Regions from separate parts of the Mus musculus genome. Here region 1 is linked to region 2. The links are chromatin loops, found by intact Hi-C in ENCODE. Cell type or tissue: left cerebral cortex. All regions are shown on one strand. Each heading gives the region's core, and the rest is flanking DNA. Links, peaks and the distances in the headings are about the cores only. Region 1 holds the start of Gm26468 (a small nuclear RNA gene). Region 2 overlaps Gm30382 (a long non-coding RNA gene).

Region 1 (12,931 bases), core at 3,347-11,346, 48 kb after region 2:
CAGAGGGATGGGGACATGAAGAACATGGGACTCCAGTGTGAAAACACACACATATGAACTTATGAACTGGGGTTTGTCTTGTCTGTATATGTCATGAGTCTCTCTCTCTCTCTCTCTCTCTCTCTCTCTCTCTCTCTCTCTCTCTCTCTCCTCTATCCCTCTCCCCTTCTTCCCCACTCCCTTCTTTCTCTCATTCTTTTATACCTCAGAATAGAACATAGGTAGGGAAGGGGCCGGAGAGCTGGCTCAGCACTTAAGAGCCCTGACTGCTCTTCCAGAGGTCCTGCGTTCAATTCCCAGCAACCACATGGTGGCTCACAACCATCTGTAATCTGATATGATGCCCTCTTCTGGTGTGTCTGAAGACAGCGACAGTGTACTTACATAATACAAATAAGTAAATCTAAACCAAACCAAAAAAACCAAACAACCCCCCCCCCCCAAAGAAAGCAAAGCACATAGATGGGGGATACATAAACCCCTGTGGATGAGCCCATCCTGTTCTGACAGCCAGATTTCCAGAAACAGAGAATTAAAGGTTTGGGCTGGAATCATCTTAGGGTAACGGTGTACTCACTTGAAGGCAGGCTCATAATGGATCCTCCAGCAACATCAGTTACTAGTGTTGATATTAATTGTTCCCTTTCAAACACCAAACATGAACTAGCAAGATAGGAGAGAGAGAGAAAGCACTTGCCCTGCAAGTGTCATGGTCTAAGTTTCATTCTGGGAATCCATGCTAGAAGGAGAGAACAGACTCCCAATATTTGTCTTCTGGCCTGCAGACATGCATGATTTAAACACACACACACACACACACACACACACACACACACACACACACACACACGCACACATGCACACGTACACGCACACGCACACACACACACACACACACCCACCCACCCACACACACACACACACACACACTGAGAGAGACAGCGAATGAATGAATGAATGAATGAATGAGTAAATAAATTAACAAACCAAGCATTTGTGGCTGGATATACTCAGTGGCAGTGAGCTTGCCTAGGGTGTGAGAGTCTTTGGTTTTCATCTCCACCACGACAACAAATAAACAAACAAGGATCCCCATGTCCAAACAGCTAATTCTAGCATCGCTGAACTGTTGCTACTGCTGTGACACTGAACATTTGGTAATAGGTGAACATAAGGTCACTGGGCTGACTTTTATGATGGTGGATAAAGAATAAAATATTAAACAACTTAAGAAAATCAGGAGACTTAGATTTTTCAACCATTATCCACTCAAAGGCAAATCTGTCTTATTTTAGTATCTCTAATCAAGAAGATTAAAATCAGACGGAAAGCTCAATCCTTTTGATATTTGGAATAAAAATGTACATTTACATTTAGAACTACTGGGACACAATGAAAGATGTAGTTATTTGAGGTAAAAGTGGATTGTGGATAGAGTGGCCAGTGAAAATGCTTCTTAAGTATGCATGTATGACAAAAACCTCCAGACACGAGGAAGTCTCAATTGGCTTTTGAGCCACACTGTGGTTTATTGTATTTTACATCAGTTCTAAGAAGATACCCCATGCCATTGTGTCTATTGGAAAATCATTATGGTGCAATTAAAAGCAATGCTGTTTCACAGATGCACGTGAGCCCCAGTCTCTGTGACTCACGCCTGGCCACTTCCTTGAGCCTCTTGTGACTATGTGCTCTCATGATGGTTGAGAGACCCAGCTGTCAAGAAAACACCCAACAGATGGCAGTTGCACGGATGTGTCACCCTTCTTGGGAGTCCCTAACACCGGAGCTGGGGACCTCCATCAGTGCTGGTGTGCAAATGACTCCTTTCAAGTAGCAGTGGACTGGAATGTTCAGTGACAAAGTTAATCTCCCTCCAGAAGTGAAGGAAATTGAATTGCCCTTATGAAATGAAGTGTACAATACAATGCTTATATTGTCCCTTTGAAAACTTTTACATTCTTATAGATAAGAGTGTCAGACTAAGAGGAAGGTGACATATTAGACAATATACTCCTTTCTCTTAAGGATGTGAGCAAAGCTATACTGGTCCTCTTTCTCATTGTGTGAAGCTCTATAAAGATCGGTTTTATATTTCCTTTAAAAAAAAAAAAAGAGCAATTTAACCTTGGCCTTGGTAATGACGTGACTTGTTGAATGACATGGTCTGTAATGAAATTACCCTAAGTGGTTTGAGAATTAATTAAGTGGTTTCATTTTACATTGTAGCTGGCATTTTAGCACAAAACACTTAAGCCTCCCTCTTCATTACTGTCCCTGTACATATATGTGTGCGACATTACGTGAAGAGGAGACCTACAGATGGGGATTGCGAAAAGTGTGCTAATCACTGTGGGATTGGGCCTCATTACTCATTACTCAGAATGTGAAGTGTAGTTGGTTTCTGACTCATGTTCCTTCCTGTCAGTCACACAAAGGTTTCAGGTGGTAGAGCCTTAGTTCTGTCTAGAGAACATTCTGGTCTGTCTGAGTATGTAATTAAATGGCAGGACAATCTTGAATAATAGGTTTAGGCCACCCTATGTCCTTCAAAAATGTCCTGCATGCACCTGCCTGCTATCGCAATCCCCTTCCAAGGCCTGTAAAAGGTATTGGCTTTCTTTGCTTTGGTCCAAGTATAAATGTCAAATCTTCCAAGCAGGGTGTGTGAGGGTTACTATGTCCTTTAGGGTTAAATTTAAATAGGTTAAAATTGTTGGTTTTCCTTTATGATGTTATCAAAATTATGTCCCGAGACATATATTTATTCTAAATCGTGACCTAAGATTTGTATTTATTCTAAAACTGTGACATTAGTATTTGTCTAGTCATGTCGAAGAAGAAGAAGAAGAAGAAGAAGAAGAAGAAGAAGAAGAAGAAGAAGAAGAAGAAGAAGAAGAAGAAGACGACACGTGCTCTATGTGCTTTCTGGTAATGTAATTGCATCTTGGCTTTACGGACTCCTCTCTAAGGATTTGTCAGTGCACCAAACACCTGAAGGACAAGCTAGAAAAAGAAGCACACCTCCCTAGTAAACAAACAAGAGAGCCAGGGCAGAGCACAGCCTGGCATAAATGACATAGTATCTATTTGGAATACATTGTATATGTCTGAGACAAAGGATTCCACTAATTCGAAGAGCTTAGCACATGTCAAGCATTGTGGGAAGTCCTCTACAGACACCATTAGATGGTATTTTAGCCACATGTGAGATGGCTGCACATCCACTAGACCAGTACACTTACAACGCTGTCAAGGCTGATCATATGCCCAAGCCAACTAGGCCGGTCATCTTCCAAACTCCTGCATTTTTTTTCCAGAAGAATTAAGTAATTTCTTCCCTATAAAACTCACTATTACTTTTCTTGTTGTTTTGTTTTTCATACGGAATTTCTCTGTGTAAAGCCTTGGCTGTCCCAGGAAAAACTCTAGAACAAGCTGACATCAAACTCAGAGATCTGCTGCCTCTGCCTTCCAAAGGATGGGATTAAAGGTGTGAGACTCCACCTCCTAATATTGCTCTTTCTATGTATATGTTTGTAGAGTTCTGTCATGCTATTAATGGATGTATGGGATAATTAACGATCATTGAAAATATGCATTTTTTTGTATAATGAAAGACATCTTTATATCTTAAATACTAAAATTTCTTTTAAAATCTGATAGGCAACAAACTCGTGTTCCCTTTTGTTTGTTTGTTTATGTTTGTTTGTTATGGAACACTTTATTAATATGCAAGTTACCCTTGACAGGGTCCATGATAATCTTCTCTGTGTTGTTTCAATTTTAGTATATGTGTTGTGGGAGTGAAAACATACATATTCTTTTTTGAAAGGTTCAGAAATATTTGTAGTAAGTAGACTGTTATTTGAAAAAAATAATACTACAATTTGTAAAGAATAATTTGATGATTTTCTTTCATGGAAATTACGTGAAAATTCTCCTTCTCACTTAGTGAATGAAAGAAGTGTGTAATTCCAGTGCTAAGAAGATTTTTAGATCCTTTTCCAACAGCCTACAAATAGGAATTACATAACAGGACATGTTTTCAAAGGTAATTAGTACATCAAGAGCTAAGCAATTCCAAGGTTGAAGAGGGGACAAGTTAGAAAAGTGAACTAAAATGATTACCCCTCTCTCTGTGTGTATAAGGATGTGGTGTATATTTGTGTGTGGTGTATATTTGTTTGTGTGTGATATATTTGTGTTTGTATGTGTATATGTGATGTGAGTATGTGTGCATTTGGGTTTATGTCATGTGTATGTATATGTGGTGTATGTGTGTATGTGATGTGTATGTATAGGTGGTGTTCATGTGCATATTTGAGTGGATGTATGTGATGTGTTTATATGCAGTATGTGTGTGTTTGTATATATGTGTGTGTTGTGTTGTGTGTATATGTAATGTGTATGTATGTTATGTGTGTGTATGTGATGTGTGTGTGGTATGATGTATGCATATGTACATTTGTGTGTGTGTTCTGGGACCTCATACATGAGAGGCTATCTGTCTATCGCTGGAGCTGTGTACCGGCCTCTGCACACTTACTGCAGCTTTCGGATTAAAGTGGAAGGAAGCACACAGCTGTAATGCTCTTTGGTCCCCTCTGTGTCTTGTATTGATGCTGGTTCAGGACAATGCTGACACTTACGTGTCAGGACATGGGACCTTCAGTCTACACATCACAGAAGCACAGACGGCCGAGATGAAATAAAGAAGACGAACCCGTTTGGGGGTCAGGCAGTGTAGACCTGAGCCCTGCAGAGAAGGCCCCTGAAAAGCTGTGCTAGTGTGCCACCATTGCGCTGCCTAGTGGAAGCAGGTGACAGATTTACTTTGTGGAAGAGTCCTGGAAACAGTATGAGGCGTCATGACTGGACGGCCTCTGTTCTGAATCGGTATAAACCTCATCTGCAGTTAAGACATTCACATCTGCCCAGGGGGTGGATCAGTCATAAAAGGAAGTGGGCAGACTGTAGGCTTTGCAATGAATCTGAGGTATTAGGTGGACACAATTTAAATGTTTTTTTTTTCCCTTTTCCTGAAGAATAAACACATAATGGGAGAAAAATGAGGCTCTGAAGGGATTACATATCCCTAAATATTTTATGACCATGTTAGATGCAACGCAGTGTCTTTTGGCTTTATTTGAGAGGGGGAGTATTTACTCACAATTATTTACTTGCCAACTACAAACCCAGCGGCCACTCTCTGAGGTTTCCCCGCGTGGTTTCCCTGTTGGCCGCTCTGTCCTGGCGGGGCTATCTGCATGTAAAGCCCAAGGTCCTTGAGTGAAAGAAGACCAAGTATACCCCGTGCTTTTACCCAGCTGATATTTAATGATTTACCATTTAATATAGTTCATCTTCCATAGCCTGGAGTTCAAACAGAGGCAGCTGCTATTAGGCATGCAATAATATTGAACTTCCTACCCATGACCTATGAGAATGTCTTCCTTCGCTTTAGCTACCGAACCATCTGGCCTTTCCCCTATGCCTGGCAACAGACGGAGTGGCACTGTTTACTTCCCATCAATGCAATCTGGGACAGAATGTATAATTATGCTAGCAGAAGATCTTCAAATCAAAATTCCTTGTGTTAGCAGCGATCTGCAGCTCAGGAGGACAAAACAATACACTTTAGCTCATTATCAAAAGAACAGTGAGAACCTCAGGAAACATAGAAAATGCCCGCTGAGCTGAAATCGATTCAAAGGGTAGAGGTGTCCCTGGTTACAATCTGCAGGGAAACTTATTCTCTTATAACTTCTATTTGCTTTCTTTAGTGTGGAAGTTTAGGCACTTGAAAAGCTTCCCTTCTCATAGCTCTGGAAGATATTTGACAGACACAGAACTAGAGAGATGAAGAAATTATCTAAGGAAGTAGATTTTCTTTTGAAAAGCCTAAAGCAGGGCTGGATTCATAGTATGCTTTCATAACATGCAAAAAGCTGTGGGCTCAGTCCCCCAGTACTTCAAAAATCTGGTATGTGGTGTATATGTATAATCCCAGCACTCAGGAAACAGAAGGATCAAATGTTTAAGGTCACCCTTGCCTACATAGCCCCTTTGAAGCCAACTTGGGCCACATGAGATCCTGGCTTAAAAAGCATTGATAATATTATTACAATACACACAAGCATGTACACACACATGCACACACACACACACACACGCACACGCACACACACACACACACACACACACACACACACACACACACACACAAAGAAAGAGAGACACCAAAACTCAAGTGTAAAATATGTAAAGCTATTGAAGTCTTTCAGAAGGAGAAAAAATGATATTTATGTTAACAGATAAAATATATTTTCTATATCTTAATTTATTAGAATGATTGTCAAGTAGTGAAATATTGAGTACAGACTATACCTTTAATATAAAATTTTGTTAACATTTTAATATCTATAAATTAGGATTTACAGGAATGGGAAAATAATTATGAATTCTCATGCTAATTACAAGTCTTCCAGACAACAACTGTTAGGAGTTATTTGCCCTCTAATTTCCTGCGGTGTACAGTGGACCAAAAGAAGGGTTTTTGTTTGTTTGTTTGTTTGTTTGTTTTTCCTAGCCATACATTCCTAAAAGCCGCAGGAGACCGATTGACCGAGTGTTCTTTCTCATTGTGGACGATGTACTTGAAGGTGTCTAGCCTAAGCTTAGATGTCCTTCTCTCTGGTGAGGCGTCTTTCATTCTTAAAACTAGAGTCAGACTTTCCCTCCAATGGTTTTTTTTAAATTTATTATTATATTTTAAAAATTAACTTTGTTCATAGTTTTAAAAATTATATTTATGTCTATGCATAGTAGAAAATACCTAACACACTAACACCATCCATTTATCTATTTTTGGTATTGGGATTTGAACAGAGGGCCCCTTGCTGGTACCTCTTTGAAGTACAACTACAGTGTTATCTGTGCTTTCCTGCTGAGACATAGTTTCAGCAAGTTGTCCAATCTGGCCTTGAACTCACTTAGGAGCCACAGAAGGCCTTGAATTTGTAAGCCTTTGGTTCTTAGCTTCTAAGGTCTTTGCCATCAGATCAGCTCTGAAGATATCAATGTATTTTCTAAAGTTTGAAATTTGACAAGGATGCAGATAATGTCTACAGTGTTTATAATTGTTCAGCTAGAATGTGTGAAAAGGTAAAACCTTTTCCATGATCGCATGAAGAAGAGTCCCAAGTGTGTATGGACTGGGCTTTGTCCCACACACCTATATTCTCAGTACAGAGGAGGTGGAGACAGGAAGACTGGGAGTTCTGGGTCATCCTTGCCTATGTAATGAGCTCCAGGCCATCCTGGCCTACATGAGAACCTGTCTCAGGAAAACAAAGCCAAGTGAAGCCAAACAGTATATAACATGTTCCAACTCAACACTGCACTGCATCTGCGCAGCTGGCAGGAGGCCCTTAGTTCCATTTATTATTTTCAGTTTTCCTGCCGGGCTGGTCACAGGGCAGGACATGTGTACCTGGACTCTCAGCTTCATCTCTACTTGAGGAGAAGCCTTCTAAGTGCTTGTTTATTTATAGTAACTAGCAGATTTTTGGGCAAATGAATGTGTTGGTATGGAGAACTGAGCCAAAGTGATCATGGTTCTATTAAAAACCCCACGATCAAAGCGCACATTCCATTTTAACACACATCTGTCCGCGTGAGATGCTGCAAATTGAAGATCAAGTGTTCATGCATCAGGCTCAACAACTTAGAAAATTTGATCTGGGAATCCTTCCCGCTCTCCTTCCTTAAGTCCAAACACTGACAGGTATGTTATATGATTTTTATTCCCCTGTTTGCTCAGTTCTAAGATTTATAGGAGCTCTAATTTGAAGCATGGCAGAAATGTCCCCATACAGACAGCAGGGGTTTTCCCCACAAAATTTTATTATAATTGTTTCCAGGCCCAAGGGCAAATTATTATAGGGAAGCATATATTTAAAAATAATGCTTGCGTTCTTCTCTCTTTTAAAACTTTGAAAGTGAGTTCTGTTGCCTTGGTTTATTTTTCAGAGGGCAGATGCGCTGGTTTGTTGTCTTCTGAGCAGCTTCCGCACATGGATGTGGTAGTTGTTCTTAGAGTCCATGTTTTCACAAACAGCCAGAAGCCAATCCAATCTCAGCTACACCATTGGATGAATGCTGTAGAGCACTCAAAGAAAGTGAACGTTTCACGGTTCACTGTCACAGGACCCTCGCAAGGTATGCACCTGTTAGAAGCTAGAAAATGAAAATGAAAATACCAATGGCATTGTCTTAGGAAGGAGCTGTCTGGATGGATCTGTTTCTCATCGGAAGTGGTAGTTAGGGGTTGACAGCAACTGAACTGTTCCATTGTGGTTCAAGGACTAGTGACTTGCCTATCACAGGACAGCAATCTTAAACATATAGAATCTTTTGAAGAGATGGCCTGGCTACACTGGAGACAAGGAGATCACGGGTGGATTGCCAAAGGATGCTTCTTTGAGGAATACTGAGTCTAATTCATCTCAAGCCAAGGTACAACTTTTCTCCCTACCCTGACTGATGACATGCAAGGCAGGAGGCTGCCATGTCGCTCCTTTTCTGTCATGATAGTTGTGGCTAACTGTGTGTACAGGAAATAAAGGTTAACAAAAGAAAGTCTTACTATCTCCTTCCCTTCCTTTTTCTCCTCTTTACCCTTCCTCTTCCCCTTTCTCCTCCTCCCTCTCCTTCTTCTCTTCCTCTTTCTCTCTCTCCTTCCTCCCTCTCCTTCTTCTCTTCCTCTTTCTCTCTCTCCTTCCTCTCTCTCCTTCTTCTCTCCTCTTTCTCTTTAGTGACAGGGCTTTCCTGTGTCGCTTTGACAGGCTTTATCCTGGCTACAGAGCCCAGCCTGGCCTTCCACTCGTAGTGACTCTCTTGGTACAGCCTCCTGAGTGCTGGGATTACAGATATGAGCCACCATGTCTGTCCTGCCACAAAAAATGTATTTTATTGGTATCATATGGCACAGAAGCCTTCAGAGTTGAGGAACCAACAGCCGACATGGCTGTATTTTATGCTTAAGTTCAAGGAAGAATGGGGCCTTGTGCAGAACTGTGATTAGCCAAAAGCTATGTTATCTAATGGAACAGACTGAAATGGGAACCCTTGCAAGGCCCATTTTCTGGATTCTTCTTGGGCACTGTGTAGTTCTGAAATCAAAGTCTTATGTCTTACTGCCTGCAAGATGTCGGGTAGGGGGTTGTGTGGTAGTGTTAAAGAAAACTTCCACATTGTCTTTGGATTCTAGTTGCTAGGACTCGCCTTGGGGAAGAGGAACATTGACTAAGTCAGAGAGTGTCTGTCTCTAAGAGGCTTCCGAATCCCTAGCAGAAGGACCCTTCTACACCCAGTCACAGCTTTTCTAGCTATCTTTCCCACAGCCCAGGAAGCATGGTGCCAGCAACACTGAAAGTCGTATGTAGTGGAATATTCAGTCAACAAGACACTCACACTGTTAATGAGGAAGAAAAAGAGGCTTCACTTGAGAAATTACAAAATAACAAAAACAAAACAAAACAAGACAAAACAAAAGCAAAAAACAAAACAAAACAAAACCAACAAACCAAACCAAACAAAAAATCCAAACAACTAAAGAAACAACAACAACAACAAAAAACAAACAACAACAATAAAAAGAAAAACAAAAATAAAGAAATCTTCATGTGGGATATGATGGTGTGTTGGCAGCAAATATGGGTACCTTTGAATATTATCGAATGAAGAGTCATGTTAAGGAGTCTATGAATTATCAATATAATGATTTGATAATTTCAGAAGAGGGTGGGCTTTTACTTCTATAACACCTGTCTCATTTGTCTGAGTGCTGTGCTCAGAGGTGTATATCACTGCACCTGGCCTAAAGTATAGTCTCAAACTATAAGTGTTTTTTTTAATTGTATTTAGCAACCCTCGGTTATTTTTATTCTTTTAAAAAGGATCCTTAAATGTCACCCTATTCACAGATCACGATCAACCTGGTCGCTATTATAAAGTGTAGTTTAGAAACATGTAAATTGTACCTTACAGGAGATGAGCAATGTGGTTAAGGAAGATGTTTGTTGTTCCTAGAAGACAGCTTGGTGTAGAAAGAGAAACTCCTTAACTCTTAAGGCTGTGGCTCTTCCAGCAGCTTCCAGGGACAACTTGCCTGAGAGTTACCTGAGGAACTTGGAAATGTGCACATTCCTGGGATCCAGGCCAGATCTAGGGAGCCTGTTCCAGTGCAGTTGCTCACAGAACCAGTTTTACCACACTGCTTGCAGATGCTGTGGAAGTGCGGACAACTGTCAAGGCTCCCTCTCAGGAACTCTCTAACCTACATATTAATTTAGAAGCCCCGCCTGTGATAGTAAAACATCAGGGGGCGCTCCCTGAAAGCGTGGGGTGAAGAAGAAAAGTGTGATCACTTGCCTGTTGTGCTCCTGCACTTTGTGAATTAGTTTGTACGGGCCAGGCACTCAACCAAGATGCTCAACATTGATGAATAAGTTCATTTGTCTTGGTTACAAGGCTCTGAGGGATACTATTTGGATGCAAAACATGCATTGTTTCCTTCTTTCCTCATCAGAGGGCCATAATTAGCCAGCCACAACTAGGAATACACAAAGGAAATTGACTATTTCATGTATGTCATATATTCAATAATATTTATATCACGAGAAGATAAATAGATACTTTAAAGCCAGCTACAGGATCCAGTGAGGGACAAAACTTGGTAAAACCATAAACTCTTTAAAGAGGGAGCACAGATGACTTGCCAGCCACTAATTCATTTTCTCTTTTCCTTTTATTTTTAACCAGAATGTTTTTCAGTGTAAGCTCTACGCAGTGCTTATCTTCAGGGATGAACTTATTACCCTCGAAAGTTCAGAACACGTAGGTAGGCTCTCATCGGTAGATACTTGCTGAAAGTAAGATTACTTCTGTTTTATTTTAGCAAAAAAAAAAAGCAAGCTGCTAATGTTTACATTATTCATTCATTTCATCATTCCGCATATAGTTATTGATGACTTTATTCTGTGCATAGCTAAATAAGATAAGGTCTCTTGGAAAAGCTCATAGCTTAAAATCCTGAGAGGAGGGGATGGCAGACATGCCAAAGGGCTAGAAAACGGGAATCTAGACGGATCGGGAACTCCACTTTGGATTTTAAGAACCCTTGCTTGAGTCTCAGTGAAGGCAACATAGTTAGACAGCTAATGGAGTCCTTGAAGGCAGTGTTCAAGGGTTAGCTGAGGGAAGGCAGTCTCTGCAGACATTCCAAGACCAAGGCAGAAGGAATCACTTCTGATTTTTATCACAGATGGTTTTCCACTCAGTTCCTGAGATTCTGATTTGGGTCACACACTCTGGAAGTATTTGTGAGCAAAGTCATTAGCATCTCCATCTAATACCCTCTTTGTTGAACCAAGCTGTCATAGGCTTAATAAACAAGCAGTAAGTGTTTACAGACCAAGTTATGATCTGCTCTGCTCCTTTCTGCTTCTTCTTAGAGTATCTTTTGTCAGGGGTGGGGGGTGGAGGGGGGTCATCCCTTCCTCACCATTGTTAAGCAGGGTGTGTCGACATCCTGTTTCTTTATGTAATTATCCTTTTAGGATCTGTGATAGTTTTGTCTACTAAAATGACTACCCTCTAACTGTGAGGCTACTGGTGCAGGATTCTAACAAAGAGATTGTCTTGTACAAAGAAGGGCACTGGTGACTCTCAGTTAAGAATGTGATGAGTTGAAGGTATTTTGTAGTAGTTGAAATCAGCGAGTCATTGCGAATTCTTCTGTGATACTAGTAATTTCTTTGTAACATCCTTCTAATTGCAGCATATAAAAGAGACAAATGTGAGTTGGACTCTATACATAGCATATTAATCTTGTCTTTTCTGGTTAAAACCGTTTAAGCTCCCACTTCTAGTACAGTTGAACAAAGCAGAAAGCTCTAGTTTTTGGTGCTTGGCTGACTAGCTTCTGGGTCCCCTCCTTTATGAATTGTTTATTTTTAGTTGGAAATGTGTAGGCCAGAAGAAATCTCAGGGTTGCAGGTGGCCTGCGATTAGCTATATGGGAAGTGAAGATGATCAAACTTCCTTCTAGACCCTATGAGTCAAACCCTTTTGAAACAATGGGGAGCGTGTGTCATGTAATTTTCAAGTCTTGTATACAAATGACGGCACTTCTCTGCTTGAGACCTCGTCTTAAAGACAGGACCTGTTTCCTAGAGCCTTTCCATCACACAGCAAATCTGGAGTCTGCGATTAGACTCAAGAGCTATTAAACAGTGCCAGAGACAGGAGGGGGACTTCCACAGCATTTCCTTCTAGCAAAATAATACTCTCCAAGGAGCAGCCTCAGCCTTAGGTCAACCTGACTCAGTGGGAAGAGCGCCACCTATTGACCGTGGCCGCAGAGCGACAGCACCTGGCCACCCTTCCAGCTTACCCCCACCCCACCCCCTTTCTCTAGAGGGCTGAGGATAATGACCTTCTGAGGTGGTCTGAAGTTCACCTAAGTGTTTTCATATCACGCCTTATAATTTGAGGCAAACACATGAATTTAAATCAGTTTTTCAAACAACCAGGCCTCTCTTCTCATTTACTAGAATGGGGGGAAAAATCGGTTTTATTACCTTAAAGATGCCAAACAGTGCCATTTTATTACTGTGGGAACCTGGAAGTCATTTCCGAACTCTTTTGGCAAGGGTGCTATGCAGAGCGTCCAATTCGGCCCTTTAAGTGTCTTCTGAGAACCACCACACAGGCTGTGATTTACTGTCTCCAGGAGTTAAAGGGACCCTTTCTACCCTGAGACTGAAGAAAGAAAGGTGAAGTGTGTTTACCAGGCATCCCAATGAGACTTGCAAGACCAGGAGACGACTCTGAGCAGGAGGCAAAGACACTTTGAGGACACACA
Region 2 (12,931 bases), core at 2,048-10,047:
CAGTGCTGACCTCCACAGTGCTTCTGCTAAATGGGACTATAGTCTCTCCTCACTTTCATCGGTAGGGGAATCAAAAAGCCAGCGCTGTGTGGATACCTGTTTCAAAATGAAAAGAAGTCATCTGGTGGTGTGGGAGGTGTGGCTTATTAGTGTTTTAAGAACCTTCACAACCCTAATACTAGACAGAATTATACTAGACTTCCTTTTCTTTGAGATACAACTTGCTAAGTAACAGCGGCTGGTCTGGAACTCAGTTTGCAGCAGGACTGGCTTCAAACTAATGGAGTGTCTCCTAAGTCAGCCTTCTGAGAGCTCTGATCTTAGGGATCATAGGCCCAGGTCTGGACACGCACCTCTTCTTGCCTTTTTGATCTCTTATTTCCATAGAGACTTCCTTGTAGGGTATTTTATTTTATTTTATTTTTTTGTGATACACTGGATTTCCCCACTCTGTTTCAGTATATTAACATCCTGAGCACACAAATTACAGAACCCTGTATGTCAGCTGAAAAAAAAGAGAAATGCTAGGTTGATGAACACTTGGCATAAATTAGTCACAGCACATTCAGAGATGCAGCCTGTCTCTGAGGCTCATGCAGGATATGCATGAAAATAGGAGGGCTGTGATTATTTCCTGCCCAGGGTATTGCATTTGTGCTAACATCCTGTAAATATTAACAACTCATGAGGTATCAGAAACGCTTTCCTTTGAATGTCTGAGGTGACTTCAAGTAACTCGTCTTGCTCTGCTCGAACAAATGGAGTCGCCATTCAGTGCAGCCACATGAAAGTGTGTTTCCCAGAAGTCGTCGAACCTTAATATAAAGAGGCTCAGCAAAGGAAGGGGACGCCTCTTATTTTTCTCCTCTGATTAGGCACATTCAGTTCTGCATTATCCCACTTTGCTTTGATGCCAAACAAGATTAAATTTTCAAATACAGTATGCTAAATTTATAATGTAAATTTAAAACAAAATTACTTATAAGAAGCCAACATCAGCATCTAGGGAGAAGGCTGAGCTGTGAGCATAATTTACACCAGTGAAGACGCTCTGCTCTAATTATTTGTGGCCAATTATCAATTACTGGTCAATGCTAGAATCATTCACCATAATTATTTCCCTAAGGTATCATCCATGGATGTAATAAAGAGTCCATCCCATTGCTTCCCTTAGAAAAACAATACTTAGTGGTTTGTTTTTTTTTTTTTTTAACTTTTTGGTATTTATATGTTTATTTATTTATATATTTATTTATTTATTCTGTGAGGTTTTTTATTTGTTTTTGTTTTGTTTTGTTTTGTTTTTGGTTTTTTTTTTTTTAATTCTGCGAGAAAAGCAAATCTCAATCGTTACCATTGAGGATTTTCCTATGATTTTTAAACCTTTAGGTCTTGAGCGTCTAAGCAGAAAGCTGAATATCCATGGTTGGGAGAGAAGTTTTTAGGAAGAACTCTTAATAGGTTACTATTTTATATTGGTCTGATTTTTTTTTAATTAAAAATTGGTTTTCAGTTCAAAAGGGTTAATCTGCCCTTCTTGTGTTCGCATGTTTAGCAATGGAGTCCTTTCTCTGTATATGTTGCTCCTCTCTAGTAAGATGAACCCCAAAGCCTGCGCACACCAACCTTACATCTGAATTTCTAATGGCCCCTCCCATTGTCTCATTTCTGTTTGAACCTGTCAATCAAGAGTGAAAAGTGCTAATCACTCCCAGAAACCCCAATGTTGCTCACAAAAGTACCAGCCACTGAAAAAAAATAATACCGATTGGTCATGGATGGGCAGAAAATCTCACCAGGGGCCTATGGGCACAATGGGGTTTATTAAGTTCAGTTTGATCCAGTTCAGCTCTCCCTACAAGCCAGGTCTGGGATCTTAATTTGAAAGTCAGTGAAAATCAGCTAAGGTAACTTGTCTTCACTAGCTACCCACCCACTGCACTGCAGCAGAGGTTCTCGGTGAGCTGCTTTGTCCTTTGATAGCAGCCTATATTTTTAATTTTTTATTTCCTCCTTTTTTTTTAAGATAGGGGATGGATTTAGTTGGATACTGGTTGTTTTAAAATTCTTGATTGATCAACATTATTTTTCCATTGCTCTTTATTTTCAAACTTTATTTTTTCCAAGTGAGCAAGCAGGCACAGGGAAGCCATTTCCCACTAATACCACACTGTAGCAATACCCTTCCTCCAAGCCCTGGCTGAGTTTATCTCTGAGGGCAGTTATGATGGGCATGAAGCATGGGCCTAAAGTAGTGAAGCCTGGGGTCACAGAAGGAATTCAGTTAAGTGATCTTATTGTCCCCATTAGGCAGAACGCCAACTTTCTTCCAGCCCTTTCCTTAATTTTTTATTTTTTGAAAAAAAAAATTAAAGAAACAAATAAAAACCCCAACCTAAATAAAATCCACACAACTTATTTGCTTTCTTCAAGACGGTGGCTGCGGAGGGCTGGCATGAAAGGAGAGGGAAGATGTGGCTATCACCAAAGAATAAACAGTAATTACCTTGTAGAAGTCTCCAGAGCGATCGATTACCTCTCTGGTTTGTAAGAACAGGACTGGGAATACACAATAATTGATTTCTATTACTTATGTGTATTTTCCTTTTAGCTTTCCGAAGAAGCAACGTACTTTAATTGACTTTAATTTCAAATTACGTATTTTTATGACTCCTGGAGTTGTCTGGAATTAGAATGAACAGAGTTGCTAGCCTCACGAGCTATACTCTCCAGAGAAGGCAGAAAGACTGTGTGCTTGGGTGCACTCATGTGTGTGTATTAGAAGTATTCATATAACCATCACACATCTGGGTCTGGAACTCTATCTATCTATCTATCTATCTATCTATCTATCTATCTATCTATCTATCTATCTATCTATCTATCCTGAATGTAGGTAGCTGTTAGATTCATTTCCCTTGTTTTAGAGAAAGTAAGCATTTTTCACAATGAGAAGCTGAGAGAGAAAGGTCATAGCGAGGTTTGGCACAGGCTCAGTAGAGATGAGCATCCTCTGTGCATGACGAATGGGCAGAGCCGTCAGTGGCACGTTCATGGCACACCATCAGACACCAGCACGGGCCATCCCTGCTGTGATGTCACGGTCCAGTCAACTTTCTGTGAAACAATGAGGGACTGAAATCATCTAACCCATACCTTCAACTTGTACTTTGATCCAGAAAATAAGACATACTTCCAAAGAACTGGGGAACTGAGGCCAACTCTCCTGGGACAGTGCATTTGGGAGATGCAAAGCCTAGCACTGGAGAACAACAGCAGCAAACTTACAATACCCTGATACTTTGCCACAAGACAAAGAGAAAGTTCTCCAGATAGTGTCTCTTCCTAGCTTCCTATCATCTGCCGAGGGGCAATTCTGTGATATTTGACACAATCAGTACACTACGGTACACCCTGATTGTGGTGCCAATTGCTTGGTGTTACAATTACTGGCTAATTGGATGTTCTCTTCCCACCCTGCCCTTTTATGATATGATTTTCCCTTTTAATTTTTTTATCCTCTCCATTTTTATTCAGGATCTAGAGCATTTTAGGTGTTGGAGAATGGGTTTGCAATAAGCTTCTAATGAGAAATTCCCGACTGGGTTCAGTGACATCATTCAGGCAGACACTGAGATTTCCGTTTTTTCACTGCTTGGACAAAGGTGCTTAGGGGATTGTTTATTCTTCAGTGCTGTAAACAAAGCAAGGGCACACAATGACAAAAGGAAGCTCAGCCATGGGACACTACAGCTCCGATTTCTGGGATACCAAGGAGCTGTAGATGTGTATGGGAGGTTCTGAGGCACAGTCAACATATGAGGAAGTGTTGAGTTTGTAATATTATTATTGCATACCGTGATTCCCACCACAAGAAGCCTACCAAATCAGCAAGAACAATGTTACTCGCACCAGCAGCTTAAAATACAGAATTTTATGCATCAAAATACTTTTTCCTTCCAAAGATAAAGCAAAATCAATGATTTAAGGTAGCAGATCTATTCAAAGAAAAGTAAAAGTATGTATGTGAATGCGCGTGTATATATATATTCTACTTCCAGGGATAAGAATCATGAGTAATATCCCAAACTCTGATGTCTCATATCTTATGTGTATATTTCCCTCATAACAAAAATGCATTCTCAAAATTTAAATGCAAAATTCTGGACTTCTAAAATTCTTAAACAGCCAATGTGACTGACAAATCTCTTTGAGGCCCGGACTATTGTGACGCTACTGTGTAAACTCTGCCATTGAGAAGGAATCAGCTTGCAGTACTTGAGGCTGCTACTTTAATACTGGAAGATTTCGCCAACAATACAAGGGTTGCAGACAATGACGGCGAAATAGGACCACTGACATCAGGCTGTCACTTGGACAATGCCCCCAATAGCATGAGTGACATCTGATGGTGGAACAGTAGGCGACTGAGACATAGTAGGCTTGCGCTTTGTCAATTATTTCTTTTCTTCTTTCTCTCCCTGGTGGCTATTTGTCATTCTAAGATGACGACAGACTTCCCTTCCCTTAGACCTTTCTGAACTCTGCTGTCTTTGGACATCATGGATATCACCAAAGAAAGTATTTGCTCGGCGGTAATTGTATGCCACCCCTCATGGCAAGGTAAATGATAATGAGGGCCGCACAGAGAATAGGCATCCTGTCAAAGGGGAAGGGAATGGCTTTTAAGACATACAGCCATACAAAGTGCCTTATAGACTTGTCCTGGAGTAACTGTATCAATTAACCACGCTAAAAGCTCTAACTCAGATGGGCACTGCACACAGCATGTCTACTGGTATTTTATTATCAAGTCCATTATGATGAGTTCATGTCCTAGACAAAGGGAGAACAGAAAAAGAATTCAGGCTGACAAATTAGACTTGAAATCAGTTTCATTTACATAACGACTGGAAGTTCATTAATAACGGAGTTTTAATTATTCATGGTCTTGTTTCACTAGATACAGCAGTTCCCCCCCCCCCCCCCCCCCCCCCCCGCTGTGCGGGATGTCTGGATTAGCTAAAATGAACCTTAGCAAACGGATGGGCTGCCCAGAAACTTGGAGGCTTTTCTCTTTTCACACTGCTGGAGCTGGCTGGGGGCAGGGAGGTGGCTTGTGTCTACAAATTGGGGCTCAGTAATGAGCAGGCAGCAGCAGAAGGCACTGCTGAATAGAGAGAAAGGATGCAGGCCAGCACAGTTTCTTTGACTCTGTGTTCCATGTAAGCTGAGAAGAAAGAGAAGGAAATGCTGGCACTGTCATGCCTGTGGAGCCTTCACCTCAGATGATAGTGCCTTCAGTTTCGGCTGGTCTGAGAAGGCCCAGTGTATCGCACACCGTTGAGCATGACTGTGGCGGTGCCCTTCTTCTTCATCTTTGGCTAGAGGATCAGGAACTGGGTTTGTTTTGCTTTGCATGCATTTGAAAAACTCATGAGGAAGAAGAAAGAAACATAAGCCAACGCCTGTTTTCAATTATCTAGAAAAACCTGAGACCTAGATCAACAATAGGCTTTTATTCCATTTGCTTCTGAGGACAACCGTTGTGACATTTCTGTTCTTACCGATAATCAGCAATGACACTACGTCTTTACCCTAGAGAACTTATACTACTTATGCACACCTTCATCTTTGCACCCAGCCTGGGTACCACGTTGGGAAGGGAGTAGCTGCTGAGCCCGTTGCTAGGGGCTTATTGCATCTCAGGCTCTTTCACTCTTCACACACTCTGCTATTTTAAGGGAATTGTTCACAAAGAGAGAATCCCTGATAAAACAAGCCCCAACTGTTCTCCACGTTTTTACAGGTGACCGAGATGAGGAGAGGGGGCAGGAGTTCTTTTCAATTTGCAGTCACCGGACTGCTGCAGCATCTGGTTTGCAGGGCTGTCTTTTTTCGCAAGTGCTTTAGAAAAAATAAAAGTTGTTTGTCAGAAACAGCCTCTCAAAGAAACATAAGAAAAGAGAAATAAACAAGGAAAAACCAAGTTTAACAAGAGCCGGCTGATACACAACACATCTTCTGGATTCTCCCATTTGACTTAAACTGAACAATATTGCGCTTGTTCTACCAGGATGGAAACAAAGCTCCATAGAGACCTAAAGGTATCTGGTGAAGGATGGAGTCTGCCTGACAGGAGGTTCCCACAGCTCCATCTTCACCTGAAGACAAGGGTTGCTCACTTTTCTTCATAGCTTAGAGTTTTCTTCTTAGTACATAGTTTATATGCTTGTTTCTTTCTTTCTAGATTCTCTTTACCATGATAAAACATTAGAGCAAATAAGTGTACAAACTTAGTTCCTGCTGCTGCTTTTCCTCTGCCTCCTCCTTTTCCTCTTCTTCTTGCTCTTCTTTTCCTTCTACTCTTTGTCAATCCTCCCTTCTCCTCTCCCTCTTCTTCATTCTTCAGAATATGGTTGGTTTTCTTAATGATTGCCTGAAAGTCATGTACTTAAACAACCAGTGGATATTCTTAGAACATGTTGGGAACAAGATGCTGATGTAAGCAAGGGCCATAGGAAGAGTTATTAAAAAGTAGACAGTCTACTTTGCCTGGTAACTTTATCCCAAATGGTCCATGTGATGACTAGGCTGCAATAGCTGTCTTCTCTGGCCAATTTGAGCATAACTCTGTGTGCATGTCTTGCCCCTACACAAAGAAACATTCTCATTTCCCCCTCTCCTTCTGCCTATTTCTTGTCAAATTCTGGGCTCTTCTTTGCTGTTTACAAGGACAAGTGCTTAGTGACTAGTGTGTGTGTGCATGCACATGTTTGTATGTACATGGGTGCAGTAACATACGTGAATAGTACATATGAGAAGGTCAGAGGACAACCTTGGGTGTTAGTCCTCAAAAGACATCTACTTTGATTTTTTTTTTTAAGACAGCATTTCTCATTGGCTTGTGACTTCACCAAGTGTGGTTAAACCAGCCTGGCCACCGAAGTTCCCATGGTTTCCCCCATCCCTGCTCCCATCTCTCTTAGTCTGGGATCATAGGCTCATTTCATCATGATCAGCTCTTAATGTGGGTTCTAGATGCCAAACTCATGTTCTTTCTCTTGAAGGCATGCCCTTAACTGTGCTTTCTCCTAACCCCAGCTAATTTTACAAAGAGGAATGAAGTGCCTTATGGGTAGAGAAAGCCCAAGAAAAGGGCTTAACTAAGTTTTTCTCACTAGGGAGCTAGCCTGAGGAACATGCTGGACCTCAGGCCAGAAGGAAACCAGGGGAGTTGAATGAGCTGTGAGGAGCAGTCCAGGCAGCAAGGTCTTACTGGCACAGTGCTACCCCAGTAAAGCCCACAGACAACCTGAACGGCTATGGCGCCAAAGCTCTTGACTCGGACTGTTTAACTTGGATCAAAGAATTTGAAATCTTAAAACAAAACAAAACCTTGGAAAGTTGCAATCTGTCAAATCCATCTATTAGGAATAACTGGTTTTTTTGGACTAAAAATATAATTTTTGTTTTAACTTTGAAAATGGTTCAACTTGTGAATTTTTCTTAAGATGACAGAGATAAAGCAGCTGTTGTAAATATATACATATATATTTGTGTTTTTATATTTGTTATTTTTAGTTTTATGAAGCAATGGCCCCACACAGGCTATGCACTGTACAGACCTCTCTCCACTCTTCGTTTCTGTAAATTTAGATTTTCCTATGGAGTGATGCTGGGTATATTAAGGGTTAACCTTAGGAGCAGCTGCCAGCACAGAATAGGTTCTGTCCTTTGTCTGCTTTTTGATTGTTGTTTTAGTTTGGTAGGGTTTGTTTTTGTTTGTTTGTTTGTTTATTTCTTGTTTGTTTTGAGAAGAAGAACATGAGGTTGGGCGGGTAGGGGATGGTCTGGGAGAATTGGGGAATGGAAAGATTATGATCAAAAAACATGAAATAAAATATATACATTTTAAAAAATTAGACAGGAAATCCTTGTTTAGTTATTTGGTACGAACCACACATACAATATAACGTTCTGAAGCCCATTATTCCTACCCCTGATACACTATTTCAATTAAATTACTAAATTAAATCTTTTAAAGTTACTGAGTGAAGACAAAGGCTGACGCATTTGTACAATGGTAAAGTGTTTGCTGTGTAAATATAAGGATCTTCCTTTGTAGCCTCCACACTCACATCGAAAGCAGAGCATGGTGGCACCCATAGGTCATCCCGTGCTGGGGAGGAAGGTGGGTTTCTCGGGTTCACTGGCTGGTCTAGCTGAAGAAAGAATTGTTGATGTTAACCTTTGCTACACACACACACACACACACACACACACACACACACACACACATCCCAAAACGACAGTGTGTATACGAGATCATATTAAATGTCCACACTTCCTTCTGCAGGCAACAGAATCAGGGAGCAGAGTGGCAGGACCCACACATAGATGGTCAGCAGGTAGCAGGGATGCTCTGTGTCTTGTCACCATCACGGAGATGCAAATCAAAACCTAAGTGAGACTTCACCCGACACCTCCGACGCTGGCTATTATCAAAACAACAAAGCAAGTGTTGGAATGGATGTGTAGACATTGGAAGCATTGCAGGTCGTTGCTAGGGATGCAGAATGGTGTATTTACTGTGGAAAACAGTAAGAGGCTTCCCTCAAAAATTAAAATTACAGTCACCATATGGCCCAGCACGGCTGGGTCAAACAGATCTGCCTAGATGAATTAAAATTAGGATGCTATAGAGAAAAACACTCTCTTGCTCATTTCAGCACAGGTCACAAAAGGCAGAACATGTGGACAACCTGGGTGTTCAGATAAAGAAACAAAGCAAGAGCCACAGTGGACGCTATTTTGTGTCTAACACTGGAATTTTGCAACATACGATTCACATGAACCCTGAGACGATTACTTTACATGGAACAGGCCAGTTGTAAGAGGAGAAACCTTGCTTGACTCCATTCGGATATGTTATTTAAACTCTGACTCAAGGGGCGGAGAGTAGATGGAGTTTAGAGGAGGATGGAGCATTACCGTAAAGCAGGCGTGCTGTTGTAATTCTGTAAGTCAAATAGGCTCTAGATCTATGTCGTGTGGCATCTCACACATAGATGATAAAGCTACTGTCCCATCAAATATTTATGTATTTATATTTTATTTTATTTTATTTTATTTTATTTTATTTTATTTTATTAAGACAGGCTTTCCTGTAGTTGAAGCTGGCCTCAGACCCACTGTGCAGGCAAAAATGACCCGGATCTTCTGACTCTCCGGCCACCACCTCCCAAATGCTGGGCTTCAGTCACTCTCCACTGTGCTTGATTTATGAGGAAGGAATCAGGCACAGGACCGCCTGCATACCGGGCAAGCACAGTAGTGACTGAGCCACAACCCAAGGCCCTTCAAATAATTTAAGTGGATAGATCTCATGGAGAGAAACCTTACTACAATAAACAAAATTAAAAACAAACAAACAAACAAACAAACAAACAAACAAACGTACGTTTCCTCGCTATTGACACAGTGCTGCTTGTTGAAAGAAGCAGAGTGTCTGTGTGGTATCATGACTGATTTAATGAGTTTTTGCAGCTTTGCTTAGTTGCAGTTTTCTCTTATCTAAAGGAAGGTGACAATCTTTCTCTGATGGAGTCTTTGTAAGAATTCAGGACCATCCTGTTTACACACCTTAATGGCTGTACACCTGGCAGTTGCTGTTATGATTGGAATGGAAGTTAAGAAGACCACGTTCATCCACTGGGCATTGAATTTATAATTTGACGTCGTCAGATCCATAGCGCCAAATTGAAAAGCACATGTAATTTTCTCTCAGTAATGGGATCAATAGATGTCTAAGGTGTAGCCTCTGTGGCACGGTGTGGGGCCTCTGTGCAGTCTTATAAGTCTCTGCTGTGGGCTGAAGGGGAGGAGCTGAAGCCACTGTAGTGCCCACATGGCTTTTCTAGGGTGTTTTATGTACAATCACAGTTTCAAAAAAAAAAAAAAAACTCAGCTGGGCATGCGCACAGGCCTGTTTTTCTAGTCCTGGATAATCTGTGCCACATAAAACATTCCTGAGTAAATTTTTTAAAGACTTGATTGGTCCAGAAATATAATTATTTTCCACTTGTACATCATTTCAACAAGAAGGATAGATTCAATCTAAAGTTAAAAATATAAATTTATACTCCACTCCTGGATATCTTATTCTGTATCAATTATTTGAAGATTGGTCAAAAAATTATATTGATAGTAATATTGTTAATTAATGAATACAAACTTAAATCTTTGATGATGGTAGAGAGTATTCATTCAATACTTTTTAAAAAGGAAAGAAAAAAATGTCAGAAATGCTAAGCTAGTTGGTATCCAATAGTTAGCATTCTTTCCTAGGCTATTAACAGTGGTAGAGCCCAGCACACTGCATATGCAAGCCTTTGGCTCCATCTCAGCACCAAGTACACCCAGCTGAGGTGGGGCTAGCCTGTGGTCCTAGCATCCAGAAGTGAAGGCAGGAACATCAAAGATAAAGGTCAGCTGGGCAGTTGCAGTTCATGCCTTTAAACCCATCACTGTGGAGGCAGAGGCAGGTAGATCCCTGTGAATCCAAGGCCAGCCTGGTCTACAGATCAAGCTCCAGGACAGTCAAGGCTACACAGCAAACCCCTGTCTTGAAAAATCAAAAATAAAAAGGCAAAAACAAACAAACAAACAAATAATTAAATAAACAAACATTAAGGTCATCTTCCGCTATAGTTGGTTTGAGGCCAATCTGTGCTACCTGAGACTTTATCTAAATACATACATTCATACATACATACATTCATACATACATACATACATTCAAACATACATACATACCTACATTCATACATACATACATTCATACATACATACATTCATACATTCATACATACATACATTCATACATTCATACATACATACATACATTCATAATACATTCATACATACATTTATACATATATACATTCATATATACATACATTCATACATACATACATTCATACATACATACATTCATACATTCATACATACATACATACATTCATACATTCATACATACATACATACATTCATACATTCATAATACATTCATACATACATTTATACATATATACATTCATATATACATACATTCATACATACATACATTCATACATACATACATTCATACATTCATACATACATACATACATTCATACATTCATACATACATACATACATTCATACATTCATAATACATTCATACATACATTTATACATATATACATTCATATATACATACATTCATACATACATACATTCATACATTCATACATACATACATTCATACATTCATACATTCATACATTCATACATACATACATACATTCATACATTCATACATACATTCATACATACATACAAACATTCATACATACATACATACATACATGCTAATCTAAAAGCCTAAATATAAAAAAGTCACCACATAAAATGCACTACTGCCTCTATCTTGGTTCATCTCAGTCTATATTCAGTTTTTTTTAAGTGTAGTGTTGTCTTATGACTGTCGTTACTATTTACTGTGATTATTATTTTTAAGCATGTGTATGTGTGTGTGTGCCATAACACGTGTGGCAGTCAATGAACTACGTGAACTATGTCCCTCCCCCCCCTTCATCTCTATGTGGGTTCTGGAGATCAAATTTAGCCCAGCAGGCCTGGCTCATTAATCTTCAGATTTATTTTCTTATCATGCTCATATATCTGGAACTAGAGTTACAGATATATCATCAAGAGGGTGCTAGGACTTGAACCTGGGTCCTCTGCAAGTTCCAGGAGTGCTCTTAACAGTTGAGCCATCTTTCCTAACCCTCACCCCTCATCTTTTTTTTAAAGTTTAATGTGGGTGCTACTGATCAACTCAGGTCATCATGCTATTACAACTCACACTTTACCGACAGAGTGATCTCCCCAGTCCTTTACATTTATTTTTAAAAGTCACTTAAGAATCACACCTATCGGAAATAGAGTGTAAGGGCCAGAGGGGATAGAGCAGCAGAAGAATATGGCCTCTAAATCGACATGAACAGAGCTCATATGAACTCCCAGAGACTGAAGCAGTACGCACAGGGTCTGTACGCATCTTCACCAGGTCCTCTGTGTACATAAGGTGCGTTCCAGGTTAGTGAGCTTTTTATGGAATTCCTAAATGTGCGAACAGGTGGGCCTCTGATTCTTATGTCTTCTCTTGGGCTCTTTTAACTTCTGTTGGATTGTCTGGTTCAATTTCGATGTGATAGGTTTTATCTTATTAAATTGTACTTCGTTATATATTTTTATTACCTCTTAGAAGCTTAATAAGAGGCAGGAAGGGAGTGGATTCAGCTGGGAGGGTAGGTGGAGAAGAACTTGGAGGAGTAGATGGAGAGAAAACTATAATCATGATCTATTACATGAGAAAAGAATCTATTTTTAATAAAAGGGAAAGATTATGCCTATTGGCTCTGGAAGGCAGCGCAGTCAGTAGGGTCTTTGCTTAACATGTACAAACCTCGGATTCTCGCTCCAGACTCCTGTGGTACAGGCACACAATCCCAGCACTTGGCAGGTAGACAAGGGAGGCTCAGGAGTTCAATGATCATCCTTGAAACCATAACTAATTTGAAGCCAGCTTAGACTTCACGAGACCCTGTGTCAACCACCCAAGAACAATGGCAGGAAGACCATTGTTAGGAAACTGGGAAATGGTGACGTATTAGGAAACTACACTGGAGAATGAGGGGGGCTTCTTCTAAATAGCTATGTTTCCAGAATGGACAAGACAACCAAGGTGGAGGCTGAGGTTCCTGAAAGGAAAGCTATGAAGGAGTTCTGTATGGAGAGGAGGGGCTGTTGACAGATTGTACTTGGTAGCTGAAGAACGTCCTAACTGACTGTTTCAAGCTTGCCATCCATCTAGTCTAGCCTT

The links. Hi-C counts contacts between places; a loop is a spot of excess contacts. Peaks named below come from ENCODE experiments on the same cell type or tissue, not always from the same donor. Only the 100,000 strongest peaks of a DNase experiment are listed, where the experiment ranks them.
Region 1: it touches region 2 in a loop (4-fold over the local background); 5 of 42 quality-filtered maps call a loop at or near these places.

What each region holds. Positions count from the first base shown.
Region 1 is chr3:149,337,195-149,350,125 of GRCm38, forward strand. All of the region lies in intron 1 of Gm30382 (a long non-coding RNA gene), which reads right to left. It overlaps Gm5149 (a long non-coding RNA gene), which reads left to right. Exons shown (of 3, transcript XR_003954586.1): 2 at 2,818-2,931; 3 at 3,406-3,443. It overlaps Gm26468 (a small nuclear RNA gene), which reads right to left and starts at 3,814; the gene lies at 3,709-3,814. In left cerebral cortex, for the core only: no CTCF peak of the experiment used is centred there; a DNase peak (open chromatin) is centred at 10,253.
Region 2 is chr3:149,290,951-149,303,881 of GRCm38, forward strand. All of the region lies in intron 2 of Gm30382 (a long non-coding RNA gene), which reads right to left. It overlaps LOC115489710 (a long non-coding RNA gene), which reads left to right and starts at 12,354. Exons shown (of 3, transcript XR_003954587.1): 1 at 12,354-12,931. In left cerebral cortex, for the core only: no CTCF peak of the experiment used is centred there; DNase peaks (open chromatin) are centred at 5,150 and 5,639.